Linked DNA regions of Homo sapiens: region 1 is linked to region 2. Evidence: chromatin loops called from intact Hi-C (ENCODE). Cell type or tissue: prostate gland. All regions are shown on one strand. Each heading gives the region's core, and the rest is flanking DNA. Links, peaks and the distances in the headings are about the cores only.

Region 1 (5,379 bases), core at 172-5,171, 220 kb before region 2:
CATGCATTTCTTTTAAAGGCATATTTGGTCCCTCTAAAACAGCGCAATAAAATTGCACAATCTAAAGGAAGGAACAGTTTGTTTTGCCCTTTTTATTGCCAGTTAAATGCCAGTAGACTCTTAAAGTAACAGCAACCCGTGTAAAGGGGAAAAAAAAAAGCAAATAAAATTTTTATGAGTTAAAAATAAACCTAATGCTCTTTCCTCTTCCATAGTTTTACAAAACTTTCTATACCTTTTGGCAGAAGGAACTACATATAATATATAATATTTTTGCTCTGCAAATACCAGCAAGGCATCATATAAAATTATAGCTGTAGGAATGGAGATGCTGTAAAACCAAACAGGGAAAAAGAACATTTTCATACAGAGTAACACAGTTGATGTTATTTTCACTCTAACAAAGCAAAATTTATTGTAAGAGTAAAAGAAGCTGGGTGTGGTGGCTAACGCCTATAATCCCAGCACCTTGGGAGGCCGAGGTGGGCAGATCACTCAAGGTCAGGAGTTCAAGACCAGCCTGGGCAACATGGTGAAGCCCTGTCTCTACTAAAAACACAAAAATTAGCCAGGTGTGGTGGCTCATGCCTGTAATCCCAGTTACTCAGGAGACTGAGGCAGGTGAATTTCTTGAACCCAGGAAGCAGAAGTTGCAGTGAGCCAAGATCGTGCCACTGTACTCCAGGCTGGGCCACAGAGCAAGACTCTGTGTTTAAAAAAAAAAAAAAAAAGAAAGAAAGTGGCGTTGGCTGTATGCTTTATTTTGCTTGTATAAAACCTCTTAAAAATAGCATTCATTATAGGTGGCTCTTATTTTTAAACAGAGCAGTTGCTTCTTCTGTTCTGTGTCTGATTTAACACCTGAACGCCTTGTGACCCTTTTCAAGCATTTTAGCTGTAATGGTGCATCGGAGCCATCTGGAAGCCCAAGGGATTCTGATCCAATTGGCCTGAGGTGCCTCCGGGGTCTTTTCTTCCAGGAGTTTTCAAAGCTCCCCAGGTGACTGACGGGTAGCCAAAGTTGAGAACCACAAGTTAGATGACATCTAACCACAGCTTAGATGAGCAGGGATGCACAAAGTCAGTGGTAATGTGGAACGTCCGCCAAGAGGAAGCTACACCTCAGTCGTTAATGTCTAGTCTCCTTCCTGTTGCCCTGAGTTTAACTAGCTGTGATGCTACTCTTGACCACCTGGCCCAGGGCACCACCCTCCTTCCACCAACCCTAAATTTCACCTGAAGGGACCAGAGTAACGACGGTTTGGGAGTGGCGAGACAGGAACAGGGGAAAGGGACTCTTTTGATTTCCATTTTTTTCCCATCTTAAATGCTGACATATGCTCCAGAAAGTTTGTGTTGGTCTCCAAACACCAGCCAGAAGGGTTGCTTTAGCGTCGATGGCCTTGAGTTTCTGTTTGTTTCATTTTGTGTGTCCAGCATATCTTCTTTCGTGCATCAACAATTGTGTATAGCTTGCCTTAGGCTGAGCAGCAGGAGTGACAGACTTTTTTGGGGGGTGGGGGGCGTGCATCGGGGAAGAAGGGGAACCAAGAAGATGGGAAGGAGCCTGCAGAGGGTGTTTGGCTGGCATCACTTAGGCTAACCTTACCCAGGGCCAAAGATGTGGCACAGGCTGGCACAGAGTTGGAAGCTGATGCATGTTCATTATTTACCCTCAGCTAATGTCCAGTGCAGCTGCTGACATCTAGCACAGCTCGGCAAATCAAGCTGGCCAGAGATGGAAAATATTCTTACCCAAAACTTGATGGAATGCTAAGGGTGTCCCGGCATATTATCTGGAAAAATGTCATGGAAGGACTAGAAATTAAGCTGGATAAGGAAGACCTGATCCCTCCAGCTTAGAAACCTTACCTATTCAAAATAAGAGCTGCTGTTTCCTGTTGGATTCATAGACTATAATAATAATTTGTAATAATTTAGTTATAGTAATAGTTTCTTGTTACTATAATAATTATTTGTGAGAATTTGCTGGTAAACAGTAATTTTGTATTAGATAGTAATAATTAATTTATATTATGGTAAATCTAGAAATTACTAAATTTTATAAATAATTAATAAAAACTGAACCCCAAATTAGAACAGTGATGACAAAAGTAATAACGATAATCACAACAGTGTATATATAATATATATATATTTCCACATATAACTATATGGAGTTATCTTTATTATTCAGTTGCTCATGTATTTATCTGACTGTTTATTAATTACCTGGCTTCTAGGTGTTAAGCACTTTGTTATATGTTAAGTATACAACAATAAAGAAACAGATAGGGTCTCCATCCTCAGTAATTTGGTAGACTAGTGAGAGACAGGCATTAAACAATTAAAAATTCAAGGGTATATATTATGGCAAAAATGTGTTAAGGAAAAGAACTGGGACATGAGATAATTTATCCAAATTCCTACTTGGGTTCCAGTGATCTGAGGATACCCTTTAAGACCTTTAAGAAAATGACATTTAAACAGAATCCTGATTGATGGGCAAGAATCATTTTGGTTAAGAAATGGAAGGAGTTCATTTTATGCAGGAAGGGGAATGTGCAATGAGGTAAAAATACTTCCTGAAGAAGGAGCACTCACACATGCAGGCATGTGCAGGCACACCCACAACACGCCCTCACACATGACAGTCCAGCACGCAGTGTGCATAGACAGTCACGCTGGTGTCTGGCCCCCTCCCAGAATCTATGAAGATAGGACAAACTAACTGGGTGCCAAGGACCACAATTTTCAAAAACAAGAGCAGGGAAGTGCTGAGCGTCTGGGCAAATAAGTCTAGACTCTGATCTTGAAGATATGAATTCATTTCAGAACATTTGCTTGGACTATCTCCTTGTGCTTGCATAATCTTGCCTACACCACGATGTGCTAAGTTTAGACGTTCCTCCAGTCTTCCAGCAGGCAGTATGGCAGAGAGGGAGGGAACGGGCTCAGCCCAGGGCTCCCCAGTTCTGCTACCACCAGGGAGAGGGAGGGGTATTGTTCTTACTGCAGAAAGTGCCAAGACTTGAACCAAATGTTTATATTGTGTTTTTGAATTTCTGCTTGGGGAAGAGACAGCCTACCAATGACTTCAAGAAAATATGTTGGCTCTTTTTCTGCAAATAGCCTTTCTGGTTTTTATGGCAAATAGAAGAAATGTCTCTCTTTAGTCATTGAGCCACTTTGTTGTGATTTTTTTTCTAAAGTATGTTGAAAGTCATGTGGATATTCTTCTAGGTGTTGTGAGCTGTGCTATTTTCCAGCAATGTGGAGCTCCTCTCATTCCAAGAACAGGGCGATAATCTGTTATTGGAAGATGAATAATGTAGTTTCTTGACCAGGAGAAGGGGAGCAAGATGTTACTGAAGCAGTTTACAGTTGAGCCAAACTGCATGTTCCCTGAGTCACTTCATTCACGTTGTTTTATTTTGATTGATGGTGTATGAATTTTTTTTAACAGCTTTGACCTTTGTCCAAATGCTTCTAACTGATCCTCATCTTGAATCTACAGTGAGGCCATCAGCTGTGTCTCCCCTCCCTGTCCCTTCTCCTTCCTGTCATTCCACAAGCCCTTCCTGCTGAATCTAGCCCTAAATCCGGTTTTGTATTTTTATCCATGGCAGACCTTAGATTATTTCTGGTTGGGATTATTGGGATTATTTCTAAATATGCTGGAATTTCTGCTTTTGTTGTGTCCATCCCAGCGTTGATTTAGATTTTCCTCATTTTAGCATCAGAACGGACACGATTGCTAAGAATTCCTTCAGATCTGCCCATGGCGTGGAGCCACTTCTTCACCGTTCCAGAGCCTAAACCCTGCGAATCATGGGTGGCTGGCTGGCAGATGCTTCTCTTGAGAGTTGATAGTGTCCTTGGGCCAACACTCAACCAAGGAGCCCTGCGGTGAGATCACCTGTCACTCTAAGGAGAGAAACTGATTCCTACAGAACAGAGCTGGGCTGCAGTGGCCTCAGGGCAATAATGTCACAGGCCTTTGAACGCATTCAACAAAACTCCCAGTCTCTGGTTAACAAGCGAATGCGCCTGAAAGAATGGGACAGATAATGACAGGTGAATGCCCCCTGACCTGTGTGGCCAATGGCCCAGCAGGACTGGCATTACTCCAAAATTGTCAGAAATCCAGGCTCTCAGGCCCCGCCCCACCACCCAAACCAGAAACCATGTGGACAAGATCTCCAGGTGATTCAAATGCACAATAGGCCTGCATGAGTAATGCATATCAAGAAATCTTCGCTTCCCTTAACTACCTAGCGGGACACCAAGGGAACCTCCTAGAAGAAGTCTTGGATGGGATGGGGCTGGATGCCACCCCCTCAAAGGAGCACAGACCTGCTGGCCCCCCTTCCCTCCCTCTGCAGGCCAAGCTCATGAGCTGTGGGGAGTGGGAGCAGGGGGTCCCTCCCACATCCTCAGGAAGAAGCCACCATGTCATTGGGAGCCTGTGTTACACATCAGTGTGTGAGGGAAGAATCTGGAAACAACTGACTAAGAGGATGGCATGATCTCAGCTCACTACAACCTCTGCTTCCTGGGTTCGAGCGATTCTCCTGCCACAGCCTCCCGAGTAGCTGGGATTACAGGCGTGTACCAACACACCCGGCTAATTTTTTGCATTTTTAGTAGAGATGGAGTTTCACTCTATTGGCCAGGCTGGTCACAAACTCCTCAACTCAAGTGATCCACCCACCTTGGCCTCCCAAAATGCTGGGATTACAGGCGTGAGCCACCACTCCCGGCCAGGTAGTGACAGTTTTTAGAGGCTCTGGGTGCTTGGCCCTTGCCTTAAACCGAATGCTTTAAAAGGCCTTTGATCTCTGTCAATAAAATTGCAAGTGTGTACACACATTTGACTTAACAATCATAATAATAAAACCTAATGAACAGTCAAGACATTTTTTAAAAAGACATTTTGCTTGAAAGGCTTCTCATCTATCATAGAACAACAGTGGCTTAGAGCTGGGGAATCATGTCTGTTTCTGTCCCCGAGCGAGTGCCTGCCATATCACATGAGAAGGCATATCCGTCACTCAGGGGGTCTCCTGCCTCCTGCTGCCCTCAGCTGTTTTGATCTATTCTGGTCATCTAGGGACTTGGCTGAAACTAGAAGGCAGACACAGTCTGAGAATTATTTTATTCCTTTATCATCTCCCTGGGCAATCTTTACTTTTAGGTTAAGAAATAGCATGTTCTTTTCCTTAAAGTTTTAAAATTCCATTTTCTTTTCATTTTATTGGAAAGACTATTGCAATGGAAAAGAGAGGCAGTTTTCTTAGATGTTCAATGCCTGTCTCCACTGGCCAGATAAATTCCAGTAGTGCTCCGTCATTCTGTGATTCTTCTTCGAGGCTACTG
Region 2 (5,379 bases), core at 158-5,157:
ATTACTAAGAACAACTAAGAGATTATAAAAGGAATCAAAAGCCCCAGAAAGACTGGAAAAGAGAAATGCAAGACAGTTAACTTGTAACAAACTGCCTTTTAATGAGGCAATTCTGCAAATACTTTAATAATAATAATAATGGCAATAATAGTTATTTGGATTTTCAGTCTGTTGTTTCTTTCTATCAAGGGTATAAAGCATTTCGACATAATGAGATAATATTCATGACAAGGGAGTAGTCATAGCCGTAAATGTCCACAGCACTTAAACACTGATGAGGAGCTTTGACATCTCATGACTGGCAAAACCCTTTCTTCTAAGTGCTTCTCAAGGCAGCCGCGCTATCAGGCACAGCTGGGAAATGGGGGTGGCAAGGATCCTGAGAAAAGCAGTGGGATTTTTCACTGGGGATAAGCCATTGTGGTAGCTGGCTATGAGGCTGGGGAGCTCTTACTATAATCCACTCTTTAATGCACAAAATCTAAAAGTTTACTGACCAGCTGTTCAATGAGACAGGGTGGGTGTTCTGAAATACTCAGTGTTTCATGGCTCTGTGTATCTCTTGCCATACTCAGAGGTTCTCAGATGAGTTTCAGAGGCCTTCCTCTCATCTGTTTGTGGCTCCATTGAGCAACTCACTGGTCTCTCCAGTACATCTATCCTCCAAATTCTATCTCTAGTGATATTTCTAAAACACAAATTGGATCTTTCATGAGTTAACAATCATCAGTGGCTTTCATTTGCTTTCAGGGTGAAGCTCAATGCCCTACACGATTCTGCTCCTACCCAGCTTTCTAGATAGTGGTGTTGAGGGCCCGGTTCTGGGGCCAGGAGGATTTGGGTTCAGCTGTACTAACAGTGCTGGAACCTTGAGGATCTTTACATCTTTATGCCTCAATGTTGTCACTTAAAAAAATGAGATAAAATAAATCCTACTTTGTTGATTTGCTCTGAGAATTAAAAGAGAAATCAGAGGCTTAAGGGTCTGGGCTATTAACTTAAAATGTGTGATTTAGATTGGCCTCCAGAAGAGTTTCAGGGAAACCTGCTATAACTGGTGCTAAGACAATCTGTCTTCATAGAGTGTTGAGCTGATGGATGGGGCTGGAGGCACTCATCTCCTGGACGTAGACCTGAAACATCGAGGCTTAGATTCCGGCCCCAGTCATGGCAGAAAGGAGGCCAGGATTCCCTCAGAAGATGCACTCTGGGGATTAGGGTAGGATATTGAGGTTCTGTTACGACCCACTGCTGGAATAGCAGTTCCTGAGTATTTAAGAGGAAAAGCTGGTTTTTCCCCATCATTCATCCTGAGTGCCCAGGACCATGGCGCCAGGACACCTGCTGTCCTGAGGATAAAGCAGAACCACACTCCGTGAACCTCCCCTAATAAGCACCGTTCTGGAAGGTCGTGTGGGAGTGAAGGGAAAAACTTCCCCTTAACCCTCTGAGCGTTCACTGAAAAATCACAGACAACAGGGTGCATTCACAGGAGAAAAGGCACACAAACTTATTTGATCACAGTTGTATGTGATACGAGAGCTTTAAGAATGAAGTCCCCAAGATACAGGGGGGATAGACTATTTTTATGTTTAGGTTCAACAAACTACGAATGTGAGAGAAAGCTAACATAGCCAACTTCATGTTGCTTCTAACTTCACAAGCTAACTGCCAGTGCTCATTCCTTTATGCAGGCCAAGCTAAGTATGGGAGGAATTTAGTTTACAGTTAAACTTTCAGGCAAGGATAATAGTAGTCCCTTGCCAAAATTAACTCGAGGACATAAACAGGGTGTACACACAAGTGGCAATGTTTGGTTGACAATGTATAGGAGCACTGTGACCTGGCCAAGGACAAAGAGGTTTTGCAACCTCCTCAAACTCCTGCTGATGTCCAGATGTCTGTGTCAGCAGTCACCTCCTGACCTAAATCCACTTCTTGTTCCCCTTCCCCAGTAGAAAAACAAGCTTGAGATTCAGGCCTTTTAAGATGGTTCTTCTTTAGGACATTAGTGTGCAATCTTCTCAGTTTGCTGACTTTCCAAAATCATGTCAGTTTCCTTGCCTCAACTCCTTGTTTCTTTAACATATTGCCTGTTCATGTGCTGAGTAGTACGAGCTTTGGACTCAGTGTCACGGACAGCCATGTAGAAATATAATTGAAAAAAGGGGCCTGATCTAATGCTGATGGATGCAGTAGAGAAACCCAGTGAGCCCTGTCTATCTAGGTCATTCACGGACTCTCTGAGCATGCATTTCTTTCTCCTGGGTGTGGGGCAGGAGTCTCTCTGGAAATGGGGTTCTCATGACCTATAATCAAACAGGGTAGGTCAGACAATTTCTTTATGGTCAGGTTTTACACAGAAATGCAGGGAGTAGGGGGTGGGAGTTAGAATAATATTTTAAGGTTTTATGGCTGGCTTTGGGGAAAAGGGATTCTAGTTTCCATGACTCACCTTGAGGAAAGGGATTCTAGTGTCTGTGGCCAGCCTCTGGGGAGAATGGGGCTGAGAGACAGGGGGGCCGGAGGTCAGAGGAAAAATGTTTGCTTCTGAGGCCTTCATTTTGGGGTATTATTTTCTAAGTCCCAACAGTCTGGTGTGTATTCTGTCAATATTCACCCTCCTTTGCTTGTGACGCTGGCATGCAATAGTACTAAGTAAATAGTCCCATATTTTAAAACAATAACACATTTGATTGCATGACTCATCCTAAATTGGATTGCAGATTCCAGCTCTATTTCCTGACCTGAAACTCTGGCCTTTGCATGTGCTCCTTCTGACGGGACACCCTGTCTTCACCCATTAACCCATCTCACTCCAGTGGCCCTCCAGGACCCAGGAGGATGAGGAACAACTCCCTCCCAACACCTGCGCCCCCACCCAGACTGACCACGAAGCCCCAACACTTGGCTCTGCTGTGGTGCTCACCCCCGTCTATGCCCATGGATATTGTAGGGGAGGAAAAGACTCATTTTCTCTCCACCCTCCTCGCTTGGGCCCTGTAAATGAGACTGACAGAAGAGAGATTAACAAGATTAGCAAGGGTAAAGCAAACAAGTTTATTGGCCAGTGCATCCTGCATGCATGCAGGTTAACTCAGGAATGAGGAACTCTGAGGGGTGGTTAGAACTTGGGCTTCTGGAGCATCTTAGACACAGACCAATAGGCTTTTCAGAAAAAGTGACAAGACAAAGGAAAAGGGCTTTGAGATTCAGGGGAGGGAAATTGCATATATGTAAATATTTAAGCAAGTCGATGGAAGACAAGGGCTAGTGAGTAAGGTTTGTTGGGTAGATTCCTGTGGCTCCTCCCAGCTGATAAAGGTCTAGAATAATCTCAGGTAACTGACTCCTTAACCTCCTGGTTTGGAGGACGGGAGTCACCTTTACAAACGCAAGTCCTGCCTTAGCAAATATCAGGAAGGCAGAGGGCTTTTCTAGTGTCTGTTTCTTCTTAAGCATCTTCAGCTCAAAATAACCCTTCTGTCAAAGCAGCACATTTGGGCGGTGAGTCCTGCTGGCTGCCACTCTCCTTGGCTCTTCCCCCCATCTCACTGTGCACTCCTCCTGCTCAGGAGGGTTCCGCCTCTCAGGGGCTCCACTCATCACTGGGGAATTCAAGGACAGGAGCACTTCCTACCACAATTGGTCCTTCTTTTGTCTTTAACTTCACTTCCGCTCCTGGGCTTTTCCTATCCTTCAGTTTGCCTCCTCTGTTTTCTTTGAAATTGTTCTCTTTCTTCTCTTCCCTTTAGCTGTAGTTTTCCCTTAGGATTCCTTCCCTGCCTGTCTTCTCTTCTATTTCTACCAAGTGATTGCTTCCCCTCCCGTGTTTTTAACTCTACCGGGAATCTACCTCTTTCTTGAGCTTTGGAGCAGTGAATCCTACCAGAGATAGTCCTAGCATCCAAGCAGAGCTCACTGTCATTCCAAAGTCCCACAGAGCGCTCCTCCTCCTTTAAGAGGAAGCCCAGGACCCCCAAGTCCACATTCCATTGTTGGTTTGCATTCCTCCCCCTGCCTCTTTCCATCCTTCCCAATAATATTCACATTTCCCTTAATTCTGACTCCGTGTTTTCATCAACTGCCTTTCTGTTCTCCGGCCTTACTATGTCTGTTCGGCTTCTCCTCATAGGTGATCCGACTCACCTCGACACTCACAGGTTGGCTCTTCCTGTCTAAAATGTTACCCTGTTTTGATTTATTGCTCTGTTAGGTTTATTATTTCTGCAAGCAGTGTGTTCTTTTTTAAATGTACATTTTATGTTTTTATTCCCTTACTTAACACCCTGCCCTGCCTCCCACAGTCCTGATGGTGAAACCTCCCTATGTCAGGGCGTCAGGCGTTGGGCTGACCCTGACCCTTCTGCCATCTCCCTTAAGCTCTACCCTTGGTCTAGACCAAATGAACGTCATAGCATCTCCCCCACTTTCCTGGCCCTAAGTTGCAAATTTATCCTGTAGGAATGCATGTCCTCCTTCCTTAGGGAACACTCTTCCTTCAGAAATATTATTTCCAGTTTTAACTGGATCTTCAGGATGCGGCAGGTGTTAACTTTTGCAGAGGCAGAACCCGTGACCACATCTGGCTCAGGGATCTGGGGACCCAATGTGCCTGCAAGCAGAGACAACAGGCCAGCAGCCTGAGGAGAAACAGGCAACAGTGGCTCTTTATGGCTGCACCTTGTTTTAGGGGTCTTTTTCTATCATGGGTAAGTGCACAGGCCAGCGAGCAGTGGGCACGATCAACAAGATTTTCAAGATGCAAGTGTATGAGGCAATGGATGCCCCATTTACCCTGATGTGAATGTTCCACCTTGCATGCCTGTATCAAAACTCTGGTGTGGCTATTCTACATTGCATGCCTATATCAAAACACCTTGTTTATCCCATAAATGTATACACCTTCTATGTACCCACAAAAATTAAAAATTAAAAAAAATAAAAGATCCATCATCTCAAACAAACACACAACAACAAAAAAGGCAACTGCAGCTCCTTGAGGGCCAAAGGCGGGGCCCTTCTGCTCGAGGGACCCAATTTCCCTTGATAAAGCGCACACACTTTGTAATAATAGAAGACAGCATTCACCATGTATCACAATGATGCTGTCCAGTGGCTTTCAGTTTTCTATGGCAAATCTACAATTTTTTTTATTAGTGTCTAGAGAAGCAAGTAAATATTAACTACTATTTTAACATTATTGGATGCACTAGACCTCATGGAAGCACCAAAGATTTCACGTTAGATGTAGACTTTAGTATAAAGAATAAGACTTCTTTAAAGTACTATCCAAGGGAGTTTAATTACTAAACTCCCTTTTAATTACTAAACCCTTTGAAAAAGAAAAAGACCATCACCAGAGGTTCCAATGAGAGT

What was found. Hi-C counts contacts between places; a loop is a spot of excess contacts. Peaks named below come from ENCODE experiments on the same cell type or tissue, not always from the same donor. Only the 100,000 strongest peaks of a DNase experiment are listed, where the experiment ranks them.
Region 1: a loop joins it to region 2, with 3 times the contacts of the local background. A loop is called at or near these places in 2 of 110 quality-filtered maps.

The regions. Positions count from the first base shown.
Region 1 is chr10:4,058,878-4,064,256 of GRCh38, forward strand. All of the region lies in intron 4 of LOC107984195 (a long non-coding RNA gene), which reads left to right. Among named protein-coding and RNA genes, the nearest start is that of MIR6078, 70 kb to the left of the region's middle. In prostate gland, for the core only: no CTCF peak of the experiment used is centred there; DNase peaks (open chromatin) are centred at 1,108 and 2,684; H3K27ac peaks cover 2,635 bases.
Region 2 is chr10:4,278,038-4,283,416 of GRCh38, forward strand. No RefSeq gene overlaps it. Among named protein-coding and RNA genes, the nearest start is that of LINC00702, 37 kb to the left of the region's middle. In prostate gland, for the core only: no CTCF peak of the experiment used is centred there; DNase peaks (open chromatin) are centred at 2,724 and 3,074; H3K27ac peaks cover 1,171 bases.